3 separate regions of the Homo sapiens genome follow, and all the other regions are linked to region 2. Evidence: chromatin contacts called from ENCODE Hi-C or POLR2A ChIA-PET data. All regions are on one chromosome and are shown on one strand. The core of a region is the stretch at or near the end of the contact, and the rest is flanking DNA. Distances in the headings are between cores, read along the strand shown.

What was found. Hi-C counts contacts between places; a loop is a spot of excess contacts on that map. ChIA-PET counts read pairs that join two places held with the same protein, here RNA polymerase II (POLR2A). Pooled maps may share reads with other maps.
Region 1: a pooled map shows a loop between it and region 2 (4-fold over the local background). The contact joins the promoter of CDCA3 here to the enhancer-like site in region 2. A Hi-C loop is called at or near these places in 1 of 37 single-sample maps with no recorded cell type and 11 of 50 pooled maps. POLR2A ChIA-PET finds 5 or more read pairs at or near these places in 3 of 52 experiments (PC-3, PC-9 and activated T-cell).
Region 3: a pooled map shows a loop between it and region 2 (2.8-fold over the local background). The contact joins the promoter of SPSB2 here to the enhancer-like site in region 2. A Hi-C loop is called at or near these places in 6 of 50 pooled maps. POLR2A ChIA-PET finds 5 or more read pairs at or near these places in 2 of 52 experiments (GM12878 and PC-9).

What each region holds. Positions count from the first base shown.
Region 1 is chr12:6,849,352-6,853,160 of GRCh38, forward strand. CDCA3 (cell division cycle associated 3) reads right to left here and starts at 1,935. Exons shown (of 6, transcript NM_031299.7): 1 at 1,871-1,935; 2 at 1,482-1,658; 3 at 1,116-1,245; 4 at 214-507; 5 at 1-78. The coding sequence starts at 1,601. USP5 (ubiquitin specific peptidase 5) reads left to right here and starts at 2,799. Exons shown (of 20, transcript NM_001098536.2): 1 at 2,799-2,939. The coding sequence starts at 2,829. RefSeq lists silencers at 1,941-1,990, 2,661-2,770, 3,741-3,790 and enhancers at 2,151-2,430, 2,437-3,397, 2,501-2,550, 2,821-3,460.
Region 2 is chr12:6,322,053-6,325,740 of GRCh38, forward strand. All of the region lies in intron 13 of PLEKHG6 (pleckstrin homology and RhoGEF domain containing G6), which reads left to right. Among named protein-coding and RNA genes, the nearest start is that of PLEKHG6, 13 kb to the left of the region's middle. RefSeq lists enhancers at 880-1,421, 1,310-1,379, 1,430-1,519, 1,963-2,504, 2,505-3,044. Within about 2 kb of position 1,384, at least 30 of the 41 ENCODE cell types and tissues checked have a DNase peak (open chromatin) inside an H3K27ac peak, as active enhancers do; they include GM12878, PC-3 and PC-9, where a contact is called at or near this core.
Region 3 is chr12:6,871,227-6,874,668 of GRCh38, forward strand. It overlaps SPSB2 (splA/ryanodine receptor domain and SOCS box containing 2), which reads right to left and starts at 2,077. Exons shown (of 3, transcript NM_032641.4): 1 at 2,020-2,077; 2 at 1,012-1,771; 3 at 1-93. The coding sequence starts at 1,675. RefSeq lists enhancers at 1-80, 1,407-1,646 and silencers at 737-856, 2,037-2,486.

The DNA of each region.
Region 1 (3,809 bases), core at 685-3,184, 530 kb after region 2:
TGTCATCCTGCAGGATGGTGAGGGGGGATCTCCCTAGTACCTTGCTGCTGTTTGGTTTCCATCTATTGCGCATAGAACCTGGGGTGGGTAAGGCGTTAAAGCAAGGACCCAAAACTAGGACTTACAGTTTATTCCTCCCACACTCACCCATGGACCTTATCCCAAAACATTATCCTAGTTTATCTTCCCTGCATCTTGCCTTAGATTCTGTACCTGAAGATCTGGGAGTCTCAGGGTCCCTTGAGGGCTTGTCGGAGCTCTGGCTGGCCACAGGGGTTTCTGTGGGCTGTCTTGCTTCCTCCTTGGAAAACACCTGTTTGGAGGGGAACTCAGTCTGGTTCCAAGGTGGCATCTGTTCCTCAACAGATAACTGGGTACCCAGAGGCAAGTCCAATTCAGAAGATAAAGGTGCCTCTGGGGGCAGAACAGGCTCTGGGGGAAGATTTGATTTAGAGTCTTCAGTTTCAAATACTTCACTCAGCTGTTTCACCAGTGGGCTTGGGGGGTCTAGAGGAAGAAAGTGAAGTGAACAGTGACCTTCTGATACACAACATTCAGCAAGGAGCAAAACATACAGAAACCCAGGACTCATGCCCAGGAGGGTGAGCAAGTGGGAAGAGAGAAATCAAGGAAATCAAGGTGAAAGGGAGCAATTTTTTTTTTTTTTGAGATGGGGCTTGCTCTGTCCCCCAGGCTGGAGTGCAGTGGCGTGATCACAGTTCACTGCAGCCTTGACCTTGTGGGCTCAAGCAATCCTCCCACTTCAGCCTCCTGAGTAGCTGGGATCACAGGCCCATGCCACCGTGCTTTTGTGTGTGTGTGTGTGTGTTATGTGTGTGTATTTTTTCTAGAGATGGGGTTTTGCCATGTTGCCTAGGCTGGTCTTGAACTCCTGGGCTCAAGCGATCTGACCACCCCGGCCTTCCAACGTGCTGGGATTACAGGCATGAGCCACCGCACCCAGGCTGGGAACAAAATATTGAGATAAGAGTGAGATGGGTCCGAAGCAGGAGGATAGAGGCCCCTTTAAGGAACCCTGAGAGAATGGCTTCATGGACCCTACCCAAGAATAATAGATGACAGCTTCATCAGCATTCCCTGGGCCCAACGCTTACCTCCACTGCTGGTCTTCATAGGTGTCCGTGCAATACCAAGAGTAGGAGAGCGGGGATCTGAGTCCTGGGCATGTTTAAGACCCTCCAGTTGCTCCCCTGCTGGTAGGCCTGGCTGTGGAGAGCTCTCCACCTGTCAAGACCATAGGCTAGAACAAGTCTGGGCCCTGACTCTTCTCTCCTCTCCTCCCCATATTCCAGGAAGGAATTGCCAAGGCCCTCAGATATCCAGCCTACCCCACACAGATTGAGATTGCAGAAAATAAGGCTAGGATAAGGGTGGGGTCATGACGGCTCTCTCAAAATCAGGTTAGGAAGAGACCCAAGAATTCAGACATTCTCTGCCTTTCCCACGCTGGCCCAGAGTACCTGGATGGGAGTGCGCAGGATGCCAGCACTAGGTGAACGGGGGTCCGCCACTCGAGCCAGATGCTTGTTGTGCGGCGGAGGCCGCGCTGGTGTGACTGGGACGCTCTTGGCTGAGCCCATCTCAACCAGGAGTTGCAGGGTGGGGGCAAGGGCCAGCCCGGGACGAGGAGGGAATGCCTGTGAGAAGTGACTCAGGTCTCAGCCCTTATCTCTTCCACGTCGGACCTTCAACCCTAAACCACCCTGTCTTCCCAGTTTCCAGTGAAGAAACTTCCTGGCGAGGGACCAGAGGCCTCTGCGGAGTTAATGACTGCTGCAGCTGACAAAATGGCTCGTTCTGGGCCTGCTGAGCCCTCTAACTTATTTATTAAATTATTCAAATCACTTACCGGGCCCCAATTCCACCTCTGGATGCACAACAGCTCGTGGCTCAACTCCCGAAGTTACCAGTTTCAAACTTCCCGCCACGCCCCCTGCCCTGACCCTATTGGCTGAGCCGACGTAGTTCCCATAGGCCCTCCACGTAAGACCCGCCTCGAGCCAAAGGAAGCTGTTGGTCTGGGAGAACGTCTATCATGGTGACTGTAGGTGTCAATGGACTGATGCTAGGCTTGCCCAGGGGTGACGCCTCCTTGATAAGGGTACTTCTGTTCAGTATCGGCCTGCGAGCCGTCCGTGGCAGGCTGAGGAGTGCCAGTCTTCGCTTTCGAGACGTCTAGTCTCAAGAACGAATTATTAAACAAAATAGAATCATGAGTGATTACACTATTATGCGCACATCCAGCTGGAGTTGTGATGGTTTTCCTGAGGCGAGCGATAGTAGCTTTATTGGTTGACAGCTGTATCAGTCACTCGACACAACCCCCTCAAGCTCCGCCTCACTGGATACCCCCTTTACAAATACCAAGACAACTGTCCCTCGACTTTCCGACCGGACAGGTCCCCAGGAAACTTTCTGGAATTGAGAGGCCTAAAACAACCGTCAGTTCCTGCTCTTCAATAGAAGGCACGCGAATGGACTCTAAGGGTCCCGGAGCCGGAGCAGCTGCGGAGCCGCAGCAGCTGCAACCCCGAAGCCCACCTAGCTGCTCTACGTGCGCTCCCGCCCTGGAGGAGTGGGATTGGTTCTTTCAACCATCAATTGCCTTAGGAGCGCTTCTCATTGGCGTCAGTCAAGCGCGGGGCAGGGGCGGAGCACCGGCAGGCAGGCTCCGTCCAACTGCCATTCTCGCGCGTCGTCTCCGCGGCGCATGCCCCTAACGAGTGGCGCTCATTGGACGGGAGGGGCAGGGGAGGGGACTGGGAACGGTGGGAGCCGCCGTGTGTGGAGAAGCTGCTGCCGGTGTCATGGCGGAGCTGAGTGAGGAGGCGCTGCTGTCAGTATTACCGACGATCCGGGTCCCTAAGGCTGGAGACCGGGTCCACAAAGACGAGTGCGCCTTCTCCTTCGACACGCCGGTAAGCCCATTCCCCACGCCCGCAACGAGCACGACTTCCTTCCATCGCCCTGGTCATTCCGCTGGGGCCTGCAAGGCTTGGGCTACCGCCTCCCTGCGATGCACCATGGGACTTGTAGTCTCCCACGCTCCACTCTGCCGTTGCCTTTCATTAACTGCGGCTGTCGTGTGACTACCGTCCCCGGAAGCCGCCGCGCTCACCTCTCCGGCTCCCCGCTTCGTGGAGCACTGTGGGCATTGTAGTCACTCACTGCCTTCGTTGCCGTTCTAAGCTAGGGGCGCAGCCCGACCGTCGGACTACATCCCCCAAGTGGACCCTTGAGAAAACCTGGCAGTCGGCCTTGTCTGCCGCGCACGGCTCTCCGGGTTTTGTAGTCTCGTGTAGGAGTGATGGGGACGACTCCCCACTGTTCTCGGCCGGGGTTGGAGTTGGGGGGTGGGGACCGCAGTTCCTAGGCGGTTAATAGTCTGGGAGTGGACTCTCAAGAAGTCCGATTCTGAGAAAGGCAGAGAGCCTCCACCCCGTGGTTAAAACAGACAGGGGGCGGGGAGGGGAGGAAAGAGGAGAGGAAAGCTCTAGTCGTTTCTCCTTTGAAGTGAGCAATGGCCGCAGCCCCCACCCTTCCCCCCGCCCCCCAGCCTATCACAGACAGCTGAGATAACCCCTTTTAAAGTATTCCTAGAGAGGTGGTTTCTTTCTCGGAGGATGCTAAGGCCTCTTTCCCATCCCGCTCCCACTCTTGGCTAGTTACACAAAGCCACCTCCCACACCATGCTTCACGTTTTGCAGGCTCCACCTGGTACCTCCCTTCCTGCAGTTCTGCCTTCCCTATGTCACCCTCAAGCGGAGGCCCTTTGGGGCCTGAACTGA
Region 2 (3,688 bases), core at 134-2,633:
TCGGCTTAGGCACACAGCCTGGGGCCAGCACTGGGCACAGGCTCAGGAACTCCAGATACCCAGCGGCAAAGAGCACAGTTGGCCTCCCGAAGCTTCAGTTTGGAACACTGCATTGGCAATGGGACCCCAGACAGAAATGCAGTCATTAGAAAGGGAAAGGGAAATGTGTTTGTTTAGTTATTGCTTCCTCAGTGAGGTGGCTTTACTGTAGGAATATTTAAACAGCAGCGCTTTGAAATTGAGGCAGCCAAGATATAACCTAGTGGAGATATCTTAGGGGCTTTGGGAACAAAAGAAACAGAAACAAAGACCTGGAATTCAAGTGAAAGAGGAGGACAAAAAACACACCCCAAGGGGAGGCAGGTGGGTTTTGTGATGACAGTGGTCTCCCATCTGCCCTGTCCCCTGCTTCCGGCTCGGTTCACTGTCCCCTCTGCATGGCAGGGACTTCTCTCCACCACTTCCACCTAAGCCTAAACACACTTTCCACTAGGCTGGACTGACTGGCAAGTGACATCATTCTGGTGGTTAATCAAATTTTCTTGGCCAGGCGTAGTGGCTCACCTCCTCTAATCCCAGCACTTTGAGAGGCTGAGGCAGGCAGATGGCTTGAGACCAGAAGTTCAAGACCCAGCCTGGCCAACATGGCAAAACCCCATCTTTACAAAAAATACAAAAATTAGCTGGGCCTGGTGGCGCATGCCTGTAGTCCCAGCTACTCGGGAGGCTGAGGTGGGAGGATCACTTGAACCCGGGAGATAGAGCCTGCGGTGAGCTATGTTCCCACCACTGCACTACAACCCAGACAACAGGGTGAGACCTTGTCTAAAAAAAAAAAAAGTTAAATAAAACATTTTCCTGAAGGCTAGAGGCTCAAGGGGGAGCCCAGGGACAAAAGCGCAAGCTAGTGGCATCGGTGTCCCTAGAGCCCCAACTCCCCAGGATAGCCAGTGGGGCTGGCAGTGAATGGCAGGCTGCCTTTTTTCCTTCGGAACTGCCACCTCCACCTTCAGAACTTTCTCCTCTTTTTTTTGGTTTTTAGTCACAGAACAACAGCCAGACTCTCACCTTCTCCCTTTCAGAATCCCAAGAGCTACTGAAAATTACGGGTATTTTACTATGCAAAACAACTCAGTCCCCTGGTAGTCTCACTCCAGGCTAACAGGAAAGATCTGTCAAGATCTATAACCAAGATATGCACCAAGGCTCCCTGGCCTTCCTTAGCAAAACAAAGAAAACTGAAACTTTGAAATGACTTTTCCTGCTATTGTCTCACACCAGATTATTAGGGAATCCTCTCTAGAGCCATCAGTCTTTATACACTGAAGAGGGCAGTAGAAACTCTGTTGGTCCCTTTCATAGAGCAATCCCCAGGGGGCAGACTATTGTTTTCTCACCCTGGCAGAAACGTTGACTTGCAGATTTATTCCTAGCGGGTCTAGCTGTGATGACTCACACTTTTAGAGAAAGTAAGCTTCTCCAGGGAGAAGAGACTGAATCTTGGGGAATGCCCAGGGACTGAGAAGAGGAAAAGGAACAGAGACAGGAACAGAAAGAGCCGTCAGAGATGGCGACCAAGAAATTAAAGCAGGGAGACTGAAGGAGGCAGCCGAGGCTAAGAGCCAGGGTCTGAAGGAGAGGCCCGAGCAGCTGTCAGGGAGTTACTTCACCTCTTGGGGAGTTGCAGTGCACGCAGGACAGACAGTCCGCAAGTGGCCAGGCACAAGGCCCAGCACTGTATGGGCACTCCATAAATGTTTGCCGTTGTCATCATTAGAAGAAAGGGGTGGTCTTTGGGGCCTGGGTAGGGCCTGCTGCTGACTGGGGAAACGCATCCGCATCTGTTGCTCAGGAAGTCAGTGGGCACGTTTCAGAGTTCGGTTTTAGTCCGGCACTGGGGAGTTCTGGGAGGAGAGTGGGTGAATCTAGGAGCCACCCCAGAGACAGCAGGGAAAGGAGGCATTTCCTCTCCATGGGTACAAAGGAAGAAGAATCCTGCTAGGGGCCCTCCCTTCCTCTTCTCAGTTTTGTAGGGGGGTCACATTCTGGCTTAAGCGCCAATTTCCTTTTCCTTTCCCGTCCCCTCTGCCCCCATGTGTCTCTCCTCTTAACCAAGCCGAGAAAATTCTCCCAGGGTTGCTGGAGAGGCTTTGGGCTCGCTGGGAGGCACCTCCAAGAGCCCCATCCCGCCCATTCCCCCGACCCCCTACCCCGTACTCGGGGCTCCCCCTCGCCCCCCTCCCCCCCCCGCCGCCTCCTCCAGCCTCTTCCTGGGGTCGGGCAAGGGGCAAGTTTAGCAGAGATGATGGCATTGAACGTCCCTTACAGAAACCCTGCTTCCTTCCAGTTCTTCTTTCCCGTAACATCCCTTCCTTGGCACCCGAAACACAAACCTGAATTTGGGTCCTGTGGGGCAAAAGGGCACCCCAGCAGGACAAGCAGATCGGCCCAGCGCCTCCACCCTCTCTTTTCTCACTTCTTCCCTCCCTTCACATGGAGTTGGGAGATGAGGCCTGGGAAAGAGGGAGTCCTGCCCCAGGTCCCGGCCCTGGCAGGTTTCCTACCCCCAGGTACCCTCCCCTGCTCCGGCCAACAGACCACATCTTATGAGAATGCTGTCAGCCTTGGGAATAAGTGACTGGAGAGCCAGAAAAAGCAGAATGGGAACTATAAGCCTGGTGTCATTTTCCTATCCCTGTTCATCCATTTCGTCTCTTGTCCTGACCCAGCTGCTCCCCGGGTTTCTTGAGAGGCTTTGGGAAAGTCCAGGTGCCCAGGAGTTGCTGGCTCATATACTTCAAGCTGGGGAGATAGTGGAAATATTTAACAATTAGTATAGCATGGGCATCAACCAATCAGAAAGGAGCGCTGCACTAGAGGTCCTCTGCTGTGCCAGAGGTTATCTCCCTTAGTTGCTAGATCATGGGGATGGGGGAAGTGGTTGAGGCCCAGGCAGCAGCCATTCCCTTACCAGCATGGAAGACTTCAATATTTTAACAAGGATATGGCCATACCAGCAAGTCCTGATATCAGTGCTGCCCACAGCAGCCACCAGTACCTCCCTTTTGCCAAGGCTTGCCTCCGCCTCCAACCTCAGCTCTGCCACCTTCTCTTCCCTCTCCCTCCCCCTCCCCCTCCCCAAGCCAACAACCGACCTTCTGTAACTCTTTACCCTTCAAGGCTGTCCTTGAAAGTGTTGCAGTGACTGAACTAGGACTCAAAGAGCAAGGCCCTGTCCCAGCTCTGCTTCTCCATACCTGTGGCACCTTGAGCAAGTCACTTCACCTCTCTAGGTCTAGGTTTCTTGTCTGTAAAATGGGCTAACATTCATGTTCTCCACACCACAGGGCAATGATGTGTATCAAATGACCACATGTGCAAAAGTGCTTTGAAAATTTTTTCTCAGGTGGCGCTATTTCCTTTTGATGGTACCTGTATGAAATCGCTGAGGGAGGGAGAAGGCAGATAATATAATGCGTCCTCTCCTCAGCCTTCTAGGAACTTTCCTCCCTCTGAAGGACAGCAGAGTCCTCAGCCTGGGACAAAGCCCACCTCTGCCCACGTTCTGCCCTCCTGCTCCTCCCAGCTTCAGGGCAGAGGCCCAGGTGGTAGGAGAGGGATGCTCTTGAAGGAGCAACCAGTACCAATTCAGAACACTTATTCTACCATCACCACCAACCAGGGAGGG
Region 3 (3,442 bases), core at 827-3,326, 550 kb after region 2:
GCAAGGGCAGGGCAGACACCTGGCCGAGCCGGGTATCCCCCAGGTTGTGGCGCACACACAGGCGGCTCAGGTGCAGAAGGGAGTGTGGCTCCGCTGGGAGAGAGAAGGAGGGGAATGTAAGTATGGGTGCAGCCACCAGCCAGATGTCCTCAAACTACGGGGTCCTACTCAGATGCCTTTCTGCTTTCCTGCTTCGAGTGTGCCCACCTGGCTGAAAGGGGAATTTGAGATACCCGGAAGTTCTGCCTCCCAGATAAGATTTCACACATCCCTAGTCAGAGCTGGGGGTGAAGAGCTGGCTAAGGCCCTCTAAACAACAGGCCAAGGTGGCTCTGACAGTGGTGGAGCTGGCCCAGGCTTTGACTCCAGAGGCTTGGGAGCTGGGGCTGAGGTGAGGAGGGATGGCCCTCCACTCTACAGCCCACACAACTGCAGAGAGCAGCTCCAAGCCCTGGACCCAGTCAGTTCCTGGGGAGGCTCCTCCCCTGCTGCCCCACCCTAAGGCCCTGCCTCCTCCACTGCTCTCCTCCCTGGTGCCCAGGGCCCCAGTGTCTCCATCCAGAGGTGTGGCTGAGGAAGGAAGTAGGTATGTGGCACAGAGACAGGTTAGAGCCCAGGGAATCCGGTATACAGCCTGGGTACCTGGCTCTGCCCATCCTTCTTTTGGACCTGTACATCAAACCCAGTACCTAACGCTTTGCACCTCTTGCTCAGGGGTTGATATCTCCTGAATTCTCTCATCCCTGCAGTTCCTCCCTCCATTCTGAAGGTTCACCATTTACTGGCCAAGAGAACTTGAGAAAGTTGCTTTCTCAAGCCTGTTTCACCTCTATTGCTGTTGGGTTAAATTAAATAACAGCTGTGAAGACCCCTAGCCTTTCCCAGCACTGAACAGAGGTTGAGGCAGGCTGGATGAAGGTCCATCCCCTCTGCTCTTGTCAGAAGAGTTTCCATCCCAAACCACTGCCACCAGGGACAGAAAGTTCTCCCCACGTCTGCCCCAGGCCTCACCTCTCCTTTCGCCCAGGTAGCGGATGCGGACCTGGCACTGGCCCCAGACAGCGCTTACTGCCGGATAGAGGGTCCTGCCCTTCAGTCCGCGGAATGCTGGCCCCAGGTAGGTGCCCCCAATAGCGTAGCCCAGAGTTCCCTCCTCCATGTCCAGAACCACCAGCAGTCTCTCTGGCACCTCCAGCTGCTCACCCTGAGTTCCCGCTGGATACTGGGGGGCTCCGGGCCCCTTGCTCTGATGGTACAGCTTCCCCCGCCCGATGTCCCAGCCCCACGACTCGCTGTTGCTGCCCAGCAGCGCCGCGTAGTGGTCAGTCTGCAGCGGGGCGAGGGCCGTGGCCACGCCCACCACGGCATGCGTGCCCCTCTGCTCTAGGGGCCAGCTGATCTCCCAGGCGTGCAGGCCCCTTGAATAGCCCCTCTTACCCCGGGCCCCATCAGTGCTCTGGGCCACGGGCCGCCGCTCAAAGTACAACCCTCCTTCCTTGACCTCGATGTTCTCTGAACAGTCTTTGGGGTTCCAACCGTGGCGCCGCTGGGCCCCCAGGTCAGGAGGGGGTGCAGACAGCAGCTCTTCCAAGCCCTCGGGACAGGAGAGGTCAGGGTACAGGGCCTGTGGCGTGGGGGTGCTGCTGCTGCCCCCTGCCAGAGCTGTCTGGCCCATGGAGGTGAGGAGCTAGAGGACTCCCCGAAAGAGGCTTGCTGGGGCGTCTTTCTCTTCTGAAAGTTGAGCTCCAGTTTGGATTGACCTGGAAGGGAGCTGGGAGAAAAGGGGCGTGAAGAGCAGAATCCTGGCGGGGGCTCGTCACCCAGGTACCCCATCCTTTCACCCAAGTTTGCCAACGGGCCCGCTCCTCCCTCCTCGCTGCCCCAAAGCTCCTGGGCCCTTCATCTGCCCTCGCCCCATCTGATCCAGGTCGCCAGAGACTCTCGCGAGTTCGCCCCATTTGGGCCTCAGCATGGACCATCCCCCTTACTCGCCCGGAGCCCTCGCCGCTGCCCCCGAACCTCGGTTGACTTCCCAGCCCTGGAGGTCGCCGGGCCTCTGAAGGAGCCGGGCGGAAAGAAGCCGAGGCGCGCAGGGCGCAGACCGCCGGCCGCTTCCGCCCCCAGCTCCTCCCTTGGGCCGAGCCCGTCCCGCGGCCCCGCCCCTCCAGGGCCCTCTGGGGCTTAACCCTCTCATCGCCGCCCACGGCCGTGCAGCTCCGAGGCCACGCCCCTGTGGGGCCCCGCCCCCTCCTGGGCAGTTACCGCTCTATACCGGCAGCAGCCGCGGAGAGCATGCCCCGCCCCCGTGGAGCCCACCCCGGGCGGTTAACCTCGGGTCTCAGTCCCGGGCTGTGACCCTCCCCGAGGCCCCGCCCCCACGGCGAAGGCCCGGGGCAGTTAACCCTTCTCTTGCTGCGGCAGAGTCCGCACCCGGGCAGGCCCATCTCAGAATTAACGCTTTGATGGCATCACCGCGTCGGGAATCCCTGGGGATGGTGTTCTCCACCGTCAAGACCTTTGAGCCGCCTGAGCGACTAACTCCTGCGCCCCTGAGGGTAAGGAGCATGGGGTCAAGGAGGGGCTTCATTGTGCCGAATCCCATTTCTACTTCCCTGTGATTCTGGGTCACTGTTTCTGGGCTGGTCCCTTTCTGCCCCGGGTTGTGAGTCAGCCTGTGCCACCTCTGAGGCTGTGAAATCTGCTTCAGGCTCTAGGCTGTACGCATCATAGTTCTCCCTGCTGGTCCAGTCTTCATACTGGATGCCAATCCATTACTGAGCCGTTGATCTCATTTGGTAGAGTGTCCTGATTAAGACTTCGAGTTTGAGTGAAGCTATGCCACTAGTTAACTGCGCGATCTTGGGGAAGTTGCCCGATTTCTCTTTTTTTTTTTTTTGAGACAGGGTCTTGCTGTCACCAAGGCTAGAGTGCAGTGGCGCCATCACAGCCCACTGCAGCCTTGACCTCCTGGGCTCAAGTGATCCTCCTACCTCAGCCTCCCAAGTAGCTGGGACTACAGGCATGTGCTACCACACCCAGCTAATTTTTAAAAAAATATTTTTATTTTTATTTTTATTTTTTTCGAGACAGAGTCTTGCTCTTGTTGCCCAGGCTGGAGTGCAGCGGCACGATCTCGGCTCTCTGTAACCTCCATCTCCCAGGTTCAGGGGATTCTCCTGCCTCAGCCTCCTGAGTAGCTGGGATTACAGGCACCTGCCACCACGCCTAGCTATTTTTTGTATTTTTAGTAGACACAGGGTTTTGCCATGTTGGCCAGGCTGGTCTAGAACTCCTGACCTTGTGATCTGCCTGCCTTAGCCTCCCAAAGTGCTGAGATTACAGGTGTGAGCCACCACGTCCGGCCAAAAAAAAATTTTTTTTAGAGACAGGGTCTCCCAAAGTGCTGGGATTTCAGGCATGAGCCACTACGCCCAGCCCCAGA